2 separate regions of the Mus musculus genome follow, and region 2 is linked to region 1. A link is a contact called in ENCODE Hi-C or POLR2A ChIA-PET data. All regions are on one chromosome and are shown on one strand. The core of a region is the stretch at or near the end of the contact, and the rest is flanking DNA. Distances in the headings are between cores, read along the strand shown.

Region 1 (6,719 bases), core at 2,182-4,681:
TCAGTACCTGGTATCTGTCTAGAAAATTGTCCATTTCATCCAAGTTTTCTAGTATTGTTGAGTATAGGCTTTTGTAGTAGGATCTGATGAATTTTTGGACTTCCTCAGATTCTGTTGTTATGTCTCCATTTTCATTTCCGATTTTGTTAATTAGGATACTGTCCCTGTGCCCTCTAATTAGTCTGATAAGGGTTTATCTATCTTGTTGATTTTCTCAAAAAAACCAGCTCCTGGTTTGGTTGATTCTTTGTATAGTCCTTTTTGTTTCTACTTGGTTGATTTCAGCCCTGAGTTTGATTTTTTCCTGATGTCTAGTCTACTCCTCTTGGGTGAGGTACAATGTGTGATTTGAGCTTTAGTAAAGTTTCTTTTATTAATGTGGGTCCCCTTTCATTTGGATCATTTGGGTTTGCAACCCCATAGGAAGAACAACAATATCAACCAACCAGACCTCCCCAGAGCTCCCAGTGACTAAACCACCAACCAAGGAGTACACATGGAGGGACCCATGGCTCCAGCCACATATGTAGCAGAGTATGGTCTTGTTGGGCATCAATGGGAATAGAGGCCTTTGATCCCCAGTGTAGGGGAATGCCAGTGTGGGGAGGCGGGAGTGGGTGGGTAGGTGGGAAAATACCCTCATAGAAGCAGCGGGAGGAGTGATGGGATGGGATTTTCAGGGGGATAACATTTGAAATGTAAATAAAGCAAATATCCAGAAGAAAAAAAAGAAAATATCCAACAAAAATAAAATAAAATTTAACTGTAATCTCTTGGGTCTATTCAGTTTATCAGCATTTCTGTATGAAATATTAAAATGTAAAATTGCATTTATTATTATTATTATTATTATTATCATTATGTGTGAACAATACACATGGGCAGTATGTGTGCATGTGTTTGTGTATGTGTGTCTGTGTATGTTTGCTTGTGTGGTGTTCATGTGTGCCTGGTCACACATGTGCCCATGGTGTATGTATAGAGATCAAAGGACAGTTCTTTGGAGTCAGTTTTCTTTTGTTTTTATTTTTCAAGATTTATTTATTTTTATTTATATGAGTACGCTGTAGATCTCTTCAGACACACACCAGAAGAGTGCATTGGACCCCATTTTAGAAGGTTGTGAGCCACCATGTGGTTGCTGTTTATTGAACTCAGCACCTTTAGAAGTCAGTGCTCTTAACTGCTGACCCATCTGTCCAGCCTAGGAGTCAGTTTTCTTTTCCACCCACCTCAGCTGTTAAGCAAGAAAGTGCCCCACAGACTTTCCTACAAGAGTTTTCTGACTTGATGTATCTCATTCCAGATAAATCTAGCTTGGGTCAAGCTGTCAAAAAACTAGCTAAGAGAATTATTTATATAACTTTTGGTATGCCTATAAATTTGAAACACATAAAACCATTCAAGATCATATTTTTTTAACATAGGAGAATACAAAAGTATATTTTTTGTACATAGCAATTTATAATAAATAACAATTCAAAATACCCTCTCCTTCCATACCATTACTTTTAACTTCTTGTCGCCTGCTCTATCCCTACCTGGAAAAGCTGATCTGTAACACAGGGGAAATTATCTTTAGGTCCTGGGGCTGTGTTCAATTAAGAGACACAATGTCATTAAGTTGACTGTGCTGGCTGGGAATTCCTGAACCCAAGTAATCTTAACTGAGTAGTAAGGGCTATGGCATTCATTGGTGTTCAGGGTCTTCTAAGTTTTCTGCACACAATCTGGGTTTATTTTTAAGTTTTGAGAGACACTGGCCTTTGGTTGTCATGATTTCCTAAGGAAATAGATTATACTGTTTGATCCAACCCAGTTTATTCAAATTCACCGTAACCTTTCCAGGCAAATGCTCTCGGGCAATTTCTCTATAGAAAATTTAAGCAGTAATGACCATTCTATGATACCCATCTCAAGGATAGCTCAAAGTAGGGAAGAACGGCATAAGGATATCCATTACCTTTATGTTAGAAATATTGGTAATAGTCTCTCCTAAAAATGTATCAGAAGTCTTATCATTAAGAATCATCAGGTTTTATGTATAAAACAAGTTATTGACTTATATTCACTAAGACAAGTATATCTATTACAGAACTGTACATGTGTATGTGTGTGTGTGCGTGCATGTGTGTATGTACTTGAAATCCAACTTTGGGTCTTAGTGTGATCTATAAGAGATCTACACATCTAGCCTCATTTTTCTAATAGATAAAGCCCACCAGATTCTTTGCTAATGCTACCATTCAGTTTTCTGGGAATAATTGATTGTGTTCAATAGTTTATAGACTAATTAGAAATATTTTGTTATTCCTGTTTTTTTTTCATTTTAAGAGTCTCTAAGTCTAAACAGTTAATGTAGAACTCCAAACAAGTTGTACAGTGATAACATAAAAGAAACAATATAGATTTTTTCAAAATCATGATTATGATTTATGATTATAAAGATTTTTCTAATCAAGTGAATTGGCAAGTAAAATTAACAGTAGCCATGATGTTGGTAATGAAGATGGTGGCTAGATTTTTCTCATTTACTGTACTTGATAATTTGTAGAAAGTCATTTTGTTTGGTTGATTTTTGATTTTTAAGAGACTTACCCTGTAGCATAGTCTAGCATCTAATTCCTGGCAATCATGTTTTACTATTCCAAGGGCAGAGATTACAGGTATGAGACAGCAACGGCAAAAAAGTACTTCCAAAGTATTTTCAGATGATTGGTTTTTTTCTTTTCTTTTCTTTTTTCTTTTTTTTTTTCTCTCTCTGCAATTCCTCTCCTCATTTTGGACTTGTTGATTTTTTTTTTTCTCTGCAATTTCCTCTCATTCTAGGGTTGTAGTTTTTTTCTTTGCAATTTCCTCCTTCATTCTAGAGTTGTCGCTTAGATCTCCTGCAAATTCTCACTAAAAAAATGTTCCATATTTTAGCAAAACTCTGAACAAAAAGAACCTATTCTGTGCTTTCCGGTTTGGGGAAACTTGAAACTTCTCTCCAGCCCTCCTCCTCTCCTCGTGCAGCTTTTCAGTATTCAACTCCTGCTGCCAACTAAGGTTAAAAAAAAATCACTTACTTCATTATTGGCATCTTAAAATATACAAGGCTTTGATAACGTGGGCTTAAAGACATTTAAAGTAGTGTCTGGATTCAATATAAAGCTAGCTTTAGGCTATCTTATTTGCATACATTTCTGAGCAGGAAGTAACAAGCAAAACTTCTGGTGTTCATGGGAACCGGTCCTTTATTCTAATCGAATATTTCTTTTTTTCTTACCCCTTCTTTTATTTCTCCCTTGCCCCCTTCCCGGAGAGGGAATAGTCAAAAAGAATTGTTTCAACAGATCTCGCGGTGCTGTTCGAGATCCTGTGTTTTAAAAAAACAATTTAGAAATGATGCAAATGAGCCTGAGCCTTCCGGGGTTTGGGGCTGGGATTGCAGAGCTGGAAGCTCATTGAAAGCAGCCGCTGGTGGAGGCGGGGCTCTGGCCAGTTATCCTTCCACCTTCCCCCACCCTCCTCATCCAACCTCTGTTTGGCCCTTAGCTCGGTTCCAGCCGTTGCTGCAGCTGTTTCCCAGCCCTTTTCAAGACTCCAGCGACCGACCAGAAGCCCTTGTTTCCAGGATGGTGATCCGTGTATATATTGCATCTTCTTCTGGCTCTACGGCGGTAAGGAGAGTGGGAGCCCACCTTTGTTGTTTTCCAACACACTAGTCCTCTTCTGCCCCAGAACCGTTAAATTGAAGAAGTTACACTGGAAGCTTCTCCTTAGAAGACGCAAGCATCGCCCAGAGTACCCCCTTCTTTCCTTTCTTCCTTTGTTGCGTCGATTTATTTATTTATTTATTTTCTCCCGTGGAGTTAGCTTTGTTTGCCTTGAGACGTTAGTGTTCGTTTCTAAAGGAAAAAGAAAACTACCAAGTTTAGGAGATAACTGGTAAAGGGACTTCACGGTTAGGTGAAGTCAAGTAAAATAAAAAACAAGTGGCTTTCAGGTTTTTTAGAGTGAGACATTTATGAAATATGCTCTGAGTACCGAGTTCAGGGGAAGTAGTGCATTTCTGTAAAGGATGAGGGTGCTGATGGGAAGGGAAGGGAAGGGAAGACTTCTGAGTACTGGAATTATTGTGAAGCCACTGGAATGGACTTATTTAGAGAGCGTGCAGGTGGGGTATATAATTTTAAAAATAGGCGAAAGTCAGGGGCAATGATACAAATGATTTTTTAAAAAAGTTCTTCTCCTCTTCCACCTCCTTCCCCTCCTCCTCTCCCCTTCTCTTTCTTCCTGGAATATGAAGCCATTTAAAAAAAATAATGTTGTATGAGACCTCCCCCCCCCCACTGGATCTTATTTTGAGTTTTTCCTTTCCTTCGAAAGATTTTCTTTCTAAAACCCACTCTTTCAAGACTGTTGAAAATGGAGGCAAGAACATGTGGCAACTGAGTTGCTGGCTCTTCATAGGATTTGGTTTTCTTCTTTGATTCATTTGCCAATTGTTAACTTAGAATAACAGTTTTTACCATATCTGAGGAACATTGGGTAAACTGAGGTGAAAGCTGGAATGCATACTCCTGTCACATGAAAGAGCTTCTGTTCCAGCAACCCCAGGAGGAAAAATAAAGGCCCTCAAGTGGCAGAAGCAGATGTGTGGGCTCAGGAATTTGAATGTAGAAAACTCCTCTAGCTTTAGAGTGGCAGAGATCCCAGGTTGCTGGGTTGTTGTCATTTACATTTAGTAGGATTTGGAATAGAGCTGAAGGCTATATGAAATCACCAGAACCATGAACCTTGAACTTTGTCTTTGCCAACATGTGTGGGTGTGTTTAGACGGGCTTTCAAAATATAAGGAAGCCTACTCTTAAAGTTATGGAGCAAACGTTTTGTTTGAAAAAATAGAAATGTTTATTATTTCCTTTGGACCCTACTTTAGAAGCATCTTGTCTTCCATACCTAACATTCTGATACCTCAGAGTAAAACATGGGTTACCGAATATCAATCTACTACATTAACTGCATTTTCAAAACCCAGCTTAATGCCTTTGGTTAATCCTTATTAGATTGACCCTCTCAAGCACTTAGGTTTTGTTGTTGTTGTTGTTTTGTGAGGTATGCAGTTTCAACACTGGTATTTGTTCTTTGCTTTCTCTATCTTCTATTTCTCTCCCAGAAGTAAACTCAAGGAGAAACTGCTTTAAGAATTTCACCAAGTAATAGAGTCACACCCCCCCCTCTTTGTTAAGACATAAAATGTCTAAGTGCCCAAGAAAGGATTAAGAGTTTATTAGATGATTCAAATGACAGATACTCATGTTGTTTTGTCTTTTGTTTCTATTGTTTCTTCATGGATAATTAATGCACTAATTACATTTTTATGAAAATGCCAAAATGAAAGATTTCTTATTATACTCTGGCAATTTTTAAAAAATAATCCTAAAATAGTACAAAGAGTATCTTAAAGGAGAACTACTTAATATGAATGGGGCGGTGGCTGTTTCCTTGAGGAAGGAAATTTCAGTTTGCAGTACCGAAATTTTCTTTAAGATAGCAAAAAAGCATTGTCCTTTTAACAAATGATTTAGAAATTTGGGGGCAAGTGTTCTCATGGGATCTTAAAAAAAAAAAACCTGAAAAGATACATACTTGTAAGTTATTAGTTGTCTAATGAGTGCTTTAAGTGTTTGGCTTTGGCTTGATAATATGTATGTATTGAATGATTTGCCTGCATATGTATACTGTGTGAATACAATGCCCATGGAGACCAGAAGAAGGTGTTGGGTCGGTCCCTGGAGCTAGAGTTCCAGATGGTTATGAGCCACCACGCGGATGCTGGGAACTGAATCCAGGTCCTTTGCAAGAGGAATGAGTGCTCTTGACTATTTGAGCCATCTCTGCAGCTCTGAATCGATTTTCCTGACTGTTAAAAAAATCAGCAATATTAGGTGGTCAGTTGTTCTGTGAATCATCTAGAGCAGCAATAATAAGCAATATTATTTTTACAGCCCAAGACTTCTCATATTTCTCAGCCTGATTTAAAAAAAAAAACACTTAAAATGTGTTCTCTTCTCTGCCCTAATACACAGGAGTCATGCTTGTTCCTCAAGGTTAAAAATATAATCAAATAGATTAGACTTTTCAGTGGATTCTATTGTTTGTTTGTTTTCCAGACAGGGTTTCTCTGTGTATCCATGGTTGTTTTAGAACTTACTGTAGACCTGGCTGGCCTTGAACTCAGAGATCCACCTGCCTCTGCCTCCCAAGTGATGGGATTAAAGGTGTGCATTACTACCACCCAGAGGCACTGGATTCTCCATAGTAACTCTAGTAAGAATAGCAGATAGGAATGATTAAGTTGTCTCAGGCAGTCTCACATATTCTTGACAATAATGCCATGATTATGTTTCTTTCAGAAAAGGAGATGCAGATAGAGAGAGGTTAAGTAACTTCCCCAGTGCCGTAATGCTTCGACGCCAGAGTTTTAGTGTAGGGAAACTTGCTTAAGTTTAGACGTGTGTTTAAAATATATTATATGCTGACAGTGATGCAGAGCAGCTAGTAGGCATGAAGATGTAAATGTGAACATGACTTTAGATGTTTAGAGAATGAGAAAGTCCTGTAGGTTGAAACGAATTGCCTAGGCATGTCCATAAGTGGGGACCATGTAGTAAGGATTGAGTTTCCAGTTGTTCACAGAAAGTGAATTCTGTGTGTTCATATTTTGTTTCTTA
Region 2 (6,719 bases), core at 2,853-5,352, 47 kb after region 1:
AAAGAAATTACAGTGTCAAATATTTGCATAAAGTTGCTTGAACTCATTTATCCTAAATAAGCTTTACCAGACAACCATTTCTAGTTGGGCAGCAGCTTTTAAACTATTCCATGTACAAAAAAAAAAAATCTCTGTGTTAAAAGAGGTCTTTTTTTTTGACAGGGTTCTGTTATTTATAATGCTGACCATGTGTCATACAAAGTCAGAAAGAAGTGCTTGCAAATATTACCCAATTACCAAGTGTATAAAGAAATTTGAGGTCTCTTGCTATTGGGGCCTTTGAGTGAATAGTAATTATTATTATTTTGGGGGGGGGGTTCGAGACAGGGTTTCTCTGTATAGCTCTGGCTGTGCTGGAACTCACTCTGTAGACCAGGCTTGTCTTGAACTCAGAAATCTGCCTGCCTCTGCCTCCCAAATGCTGGGATTAAAGGCATGTGCCACCACTGCCTGGTGAATAGTAATTATTAAATACAAATATACTGAACTTTAAAAGTTGACCTGACAGTCAGACAGGCCTGGATATTCATGAGTTATCCTAACTTTTCCTCCTGAGGCTCGGATGGGATTGCTGGGTGTTTCAGATGACCTGGTTAATTTGCAATTACTAGGCCACCCAGTGAAGGATGGATGGCTAGCAAAATTGCCTTACAGACAAGCCAAAACCAAACAATAACAAAATTTGCATTTGGAATTGTTATACATTTCTAAGAATTTGATCATGATGGCCAAAGATTATAATTTGCATTTGATGTCATTTATTATTTTTTAGAGTGAGTTAGCTGAGACACTCTGTCCTGATTTGATTGATGCAATTATCAATTGTTCAAATGTCTTTGAATCTTTTCTCTGTCTTGCCTCCCTTTTTTTCTTACTTTCTACCATAATATCACCTTTGAAATGGAATGACTTAAAATATGTTTATTATATCGGGGCAGATTTTGTTCATGGGAAAAGCATTTACAGGGCAGAAAATGCACTGAGACAAATGTAAAACGATTTTTCTTTCCCTTTGAAAAAACCAAAGGGCAGTGATAAATTTTCTTTCAATGGAAAATAATTAAGAACTGCATTTCTGAGAACTTGCATGTGGCTCTGTATGGGTATTATTGGTATTCATATTATTCACAGAATGGTTTGGGGAACTTTTTGAGGTTAAGACAATGACTTTCTAACTCTTTATTATTTCACAATATTTTCTGTTACCTCTTCTTCTCACTCATGAACATTGGTGGAATTTTACTGTGAACACAAGTAACAAATTTCACTGGTAGGTTTTGAGGATTCAAGTTTAGGTTGACTTAGGAATTTGTTCTACTGCTCCACACTTGTTTATGCGGGGAGTGGCAGTTCTTTTCCTTTTGGAGGAAATTGCCACATAATGTAGCCAATTTAAGAAAATATCGCAATTTTAAAATGTGTCTGGATATTTTTTTTTACCTGGTGATTAACTTTGAGGCTTAAGAATTGTTTTGTTTAACAAAAGTATTGTTTGACAATGTTTAACTTCCGGTCAGCTTTCTCATAGACTGTTATATTCTAACTTCCTTATGGACAGTTGTTTAAACAATTTAACTTCTGATCTTTGTACTTAGGAGTTTTGCTGCAATAGTATAAATACTTTAATCTTTCAACACTTTATAAAGAGAATTTGGTTTCCAAGTGGCCCTTTAAACTTTTACTGGGCTTTTATTTCTCAGAGCCCAGTGATGTAAGGAAAGTCACTAGACTTTGTGACTGCTCAGACATTTTCCCAGCATGTCACATATCATTTGCCTTATAGTGGCTTCCTAGCAACTGCATAGATTTCTTTTTAACATCTTAAATCCTCCTGTGTAGTTTTTTTTATATTGATACTAATAGCATCCTCTGAAAAGTTTCATTGGGTTATGCATATAAACCTTACTATATTTGATTCCAAAGCTTGATTCTTTGTCTACACACTTCCGTTCTCATAAAACCCCAGAAGGACGTTTTCTGTATTGTGACTTTGTTTCCTTTTTTAAAAATTAGATATTTTCTTCATTTAAATTTCAAATACTATCCCGAAAGTCCCCTATACCCTCCCCAAGCCCTGTTGTCCAACCCACCTACTCCCGCTTCCTGGCTCTGGCATTCCCCTGTATTGTGACTTTTAAGCCATGGCATCATTCATTATGCTTAGTACTTTGAGGGCAGAGATTCTCTTTATTTCTTAATATTCTTTATTTTATACACACACATACACGATCTTACTTTCATTCGCTTATTAATTCCTTTACCATATATTTATAAAACACCTGCAGTGGATACTAAGTAACATGATGAGCAAAATAGGCAAGGTTTTAGCCATATGAGAACCTATAATTTACAGTCACGACTGTTTTCTAGCAGGTAATGCAATAGGCTTCTCTTATCTGTGATTTTCTGTGCAAAATTTCTGAGAGGTAGGTATTATTATTATTATTATCAACAGATAATGAGTTTGAGACTCACAGGGTTAATCAGCTTGCTCAGCCATACACAATAGGTAGAAGTTCTCTGAGTTTCCAAGCCAAATCTGTTTGGTCCTGTATTGGTTTTCTGTGCTGTAGAGCAGATTATTGTAATTTTATCCATTTAAATCAACATCCATTTATTATAGTACAGTGCCTATAGGACAGAAGTCCTGGCATAGTTCAGCTGTATTCTTGATAAAACTGCAGTCAAGATGTACTGACTTGTGAGTGGGAGGGTACACTAAGGCAGAATCTACTTTCATGCTATGTGGTGGTTGACAGAATTCCTCGAGACTATAGGATTTGTTTGCTTCTTTGTAAACAAAGTAGACTCATGTGTGAGTCTCGTAGAGAGCCTCATCTCCCACAACATAACAATGACATCCTATCAACGTTGCCATATTCTCTTGAATATAAACAAGAAGTCCTACCACCCCTAAGTAAGTCTCTGGTGGGGTTTCTGAGGAAGGAACACCTTAGAGTGTTTGTGCCAAAGATTCAGTGGTGCACAGCCTTACCTTTATAATATGCTACCACTAGAAAGGCCTTCATATATATGATGTATTTTACTTATGAAGCAATCTGTTTAAGTTCTTGCTAGTCTTTTAAGAATATACCTTTTTTTTTTTTGCTTTTCACAGTTGGAATCACAAAAATATATAATTTTCTTGATTTTCCTCCCCATGTTGTAAATATTTTCCCTTGTTGCTACATAATCATACAGCACGTGCTTGCTTTCACTGTGCATGCAATATTCTTTCAAGTAATTACTTCACAAACATTTAGGCAAGTCTGAATGGGTAAATATGCAGACAATTTTCAAATCTCCACTGTCAAAAGGAAACAAATAACAAACTCACCAGAATATATCACACACAATTTCTTCAGGCACATCATTTAGCTCTCTTTTGTTTATTTACTTAAAGCATCTGGACTTGAAATTACAAGATTAAGAACTATGAATGTTTCCATGGCTATTACCACACACTGGAAAAAAAAGTTTCTGAGTTTACTTGACTTTGTCTGAATTAACAGCCTTCAGCACAAGCAACATACTTGATCATACTAATTAGGAACACTATGCTCACTGAAAATGAAGATGATGTCTCTGTGTGCTCTTTAATTCTCATGTTTGGCAGGGGAAGAGTAAGGGTTATTATGGTCTCTTTATGGCTCTGCAACAGCTCTCAGAATCTGGTTCTACCCTGTAATTGAAAGGACCCTCTTAGGATTTAGTCTTAACGAGTTATTCCATATCTGGATTTTTTTCCCCTGGCCACACTAAGGTGTTTCTGTAGTAGGACAGAGATAGTTTTCTGAGTCATTTGGGAACTCTATTTGCGTCTTTCAGAGGAGGTAGAATGAATGAATTTACTTATTCACATACACCATTTTGATGTTATATGCATACCCCCTGGCCACACATTTCATAATAGCCTGTCAATAGAAGAAGATGGCCAGCTTATGCGACACACTGCAGTGTGGCTAATATTTGTCATTTAGTTAACACTAGCAAGCTTATTGCTTTTCTTATGATTTAGGAACTGATAGAGTTGATGGTTACAGCCTTCTTTTTTAAAAAAGGCATCTTGTGTGCCGCAGATTTTAGCTACCATATTTGGTTCTCGTATGCCTGCCCTGTGACTTCACATCAGCCTGTTTGAGGATTTGTGTTTTTGCTTATCCTTATATGGAAAGGCTGCCTGGTGACTGTGTCTGACCGGAATTAGAAGCCCTGTAGCATTAGCAGGAAGTGGTTTTAGGACACAGTTTCCTTACTGCTGGAATTTGTTATGCAAAGAGAAAGATGGGTTGGGAACATTTTGTTGCTCATAATGTTTCTTCTAAACATCCAAGTTCCTTTTATTCTACTCTAACGCTATTCTCTTAAAGAGGATTCAAATCTATCCAGAAAACCATTGTACTGACTTCTTAATGGCAGTGATTAAGGCAGGAGTGTGGGGGCTGAGATGAACAGATTTATTTTCAAAAATCTTAGCATGACACCAGTCTGACATTTTTGAATGGAAGATCCATAATGTTAGAATAGCACATGTACCAGTTATTGAGCTCTGATAATTTCTGCTAACAGTGTGAAGTGGTTTTCTTTAAGGATACTCCTAAAGTTTTGAGAGTAGCCTAGGGTGCCTGTTAACCCTATTTTCCTTGAAGAGCCATTTCCTGTAGCCTGGTGTACTGGCACTTTTGTGGAAGCATGTCATAACGCTCTTTGTTTTACACTTGCATTTGTCCATGTACATGAAATGTACAGGCAGTATAATTCACATGACAGCCATTTCCTGTATAAATCTGTAATCACAAGCCACTAACACTGTGCTCTAAAATGCTTAAGTTGTGCCATGGTGGTGCATGTCTGTCATGCTAGCATTCAGGATGCTGAAGCAAGAGTTTATAAGTTGAAGGTCATTGTGGACCATGTAGTGAGACCCTAGTTCAAAAAAAAAATGTTGTAAGGGATAGGAATGTAATTCAGTGATAGAATACTTGCTTGTGGTATATGAGGCCTTGAGCTTGATTGCAAAACAAGAGCAACAGCAACAAAAAATCTTAAAGGGATGGGGAAAATGTTGCAATTACATTACATTCTCAAAAATAAACAAAAATGATACTAAAAAAATAATCTCCAGGTTTTCTTGCTGCTACTTTAGACCAGGCTTTGAAATGGAGACTGATACACAAAATTATTATGAGCCACATCTGCGCTCAAGAGAGCTTCAGTAAGTCAACAGATGATCTAATTAGCAGGAGGCATCAAGCATGGCAGTACCTTATTTGTTATTCTGTATACTTCGTTTTTTAATGGTGATTTTTACTCTGGCAGAGATTGGACAAATAAGTAATTTGGAACAAGTTCCCTAATCCATCTGAGCATTAGTTTCTTTTTCAGAGTGTCTGGAATGAAAATAATAGCAGCTGCTTCAGAAGATTATTGTGAGACTAAAATAAAATAAACATGTAAAGAGCTTATCACAGTGCCTGGTTCATAGGAAACGCTTTATAAATAATAATTATCACATTATATTTTACAACGAGATCACACATGGTGTAATGCAAAAGGGACCTGATGCATATAGCTTATTGCTAACCAATTCAGCATATCTATTCTTTTTCCTTATTATTCTAGCACTAATTCATCTACTTGCCTGCAGCAGAATTATTCCAGACTTTGATTAAGGGCTGGTTAGATGTAATCATTAAAAATCATGGACTAGTTTAGAATTTATATTTTATAATTATAATTTTCAAATTCCTTCAGATCATAATAATTGTTATTTTTAATGTCTAGAATCATTGAGGCCTAGATTGTATTGAAGAGTTACATTTTTAATGAACTGGTAACCCCATAACATTACCAGATAGAGTCAAATATTGAACCTTTTCTACTGGTAGAGAATCCTGATTTGGAAGTGGCTGTTTCAGATGTCTTGGTTTTTGTTTGTTTGTTTGTTGTTTTTTTCTTTGTTGTTGTTTTTTCTTTGAATGCTGTGGAAATTTGTTCATTTGTGCACATACTCATTTGGAAAATAAGATGAAACCATACTTTGTTACACAGAATTCACAATTAACAAGAACACATAAAAATATTGCCTTGGAAATAGTGTCTCTCACTATGCTGCCCAGGTCTCAGGTCCTAGGCTCATGTGATTGTCATCCTCTCACAAGGACCTGGAAATAGATGTGTAGCCACTGTGCCAGGGAGTATTACTTCTTAAAAGATTTTGTCAGTGTTATATAGATTGCTTTCTATATCATTTGTTTGATTCTTTAATGTGTGTGTGTGTGTGTGTGTGTGTGTGTGTGTGAATGCCAGAGGATAACTTGTGAAGGTTGATTTTCTCTCTCCACTGTGTGAAGATAGCCAGCTCAGATTGTCTGGTTTGGCTGCAGGTGTCTACCCAATGAGCCATATTATTGGACTAAAAATTTCTTAAAGAAAACAAACATAGAAGGTAAAACGAAAGAAGGCAGGCAAATGTAGTGAAATAATGTAAGATTTGCTATTAAAAGATATCTGAATTTGAATTTTAGTCTCGTCATATATTGGTTTTGTGACTTTGAGTACATTTCATTAATCACTATGAGTCTTGGTAGTCTAATCCATAACATGAAAATCAAGATACCTGCCCTACAGGATATTTTGAATAGGAAGTGGACATGAAGCAATAACTGTAATGTTAGTTAACTAACTTTCTCTTCATTGCCATCCATCTACAGTGATAA

Evidence for each region. Hi-C counts contacts between places; a loop is a spot of excess contacts on that map. ChIA-PET counts read pairs that join two places held with the same protein, here RNA polymerase II (POLR2A).
Region 2: a map of heart shows a loop between it and region 1 (2.9-fold over the local background). The contact joins the enhancer-like site here to the promoter of Sh3bgrl in region 1. A Hi-C loop is called at or near these places in 4 of 37 maps with a recorded cell type or tissue (all heart). POLR2A ChIA-PET finds 5 or more read pairs at or near these places in 1 of 5 experiments (Patski).

What each region holds. Positions count from the first base shown.
Region 1 is chrX:109,091,976-109,098,694 of GRCm38, forward strand. Sh3bgrl (SH3-binding domain glutamic acid-rich protein like) reads left to right here and starts at 3,432. Exons shown (of 4, transcript NM_019989.2): 1 at 3,432-3,662. The coding sequence starts at 3,618.
Region 2 is chrX:109,138,274-109,144,992 of GRCm38, forward strand. The region is part of intron 1 of Sh3bgrl (SH3-binding domain glutamic acid-rich protein like); the gene reads left to right. Among named protein-coding and RNA genes, the nearest start is that of Sh3bgrl, 46 kb to the left of the region's middle. Within about 2 kb of position 4,103, at least 1 of the 3 ENCODE cell types and tissues checked has a DNase peak (open chromatin) inside an H3K27ac peak, as active enhancers do; it is heart, where a contact is called at or near this core.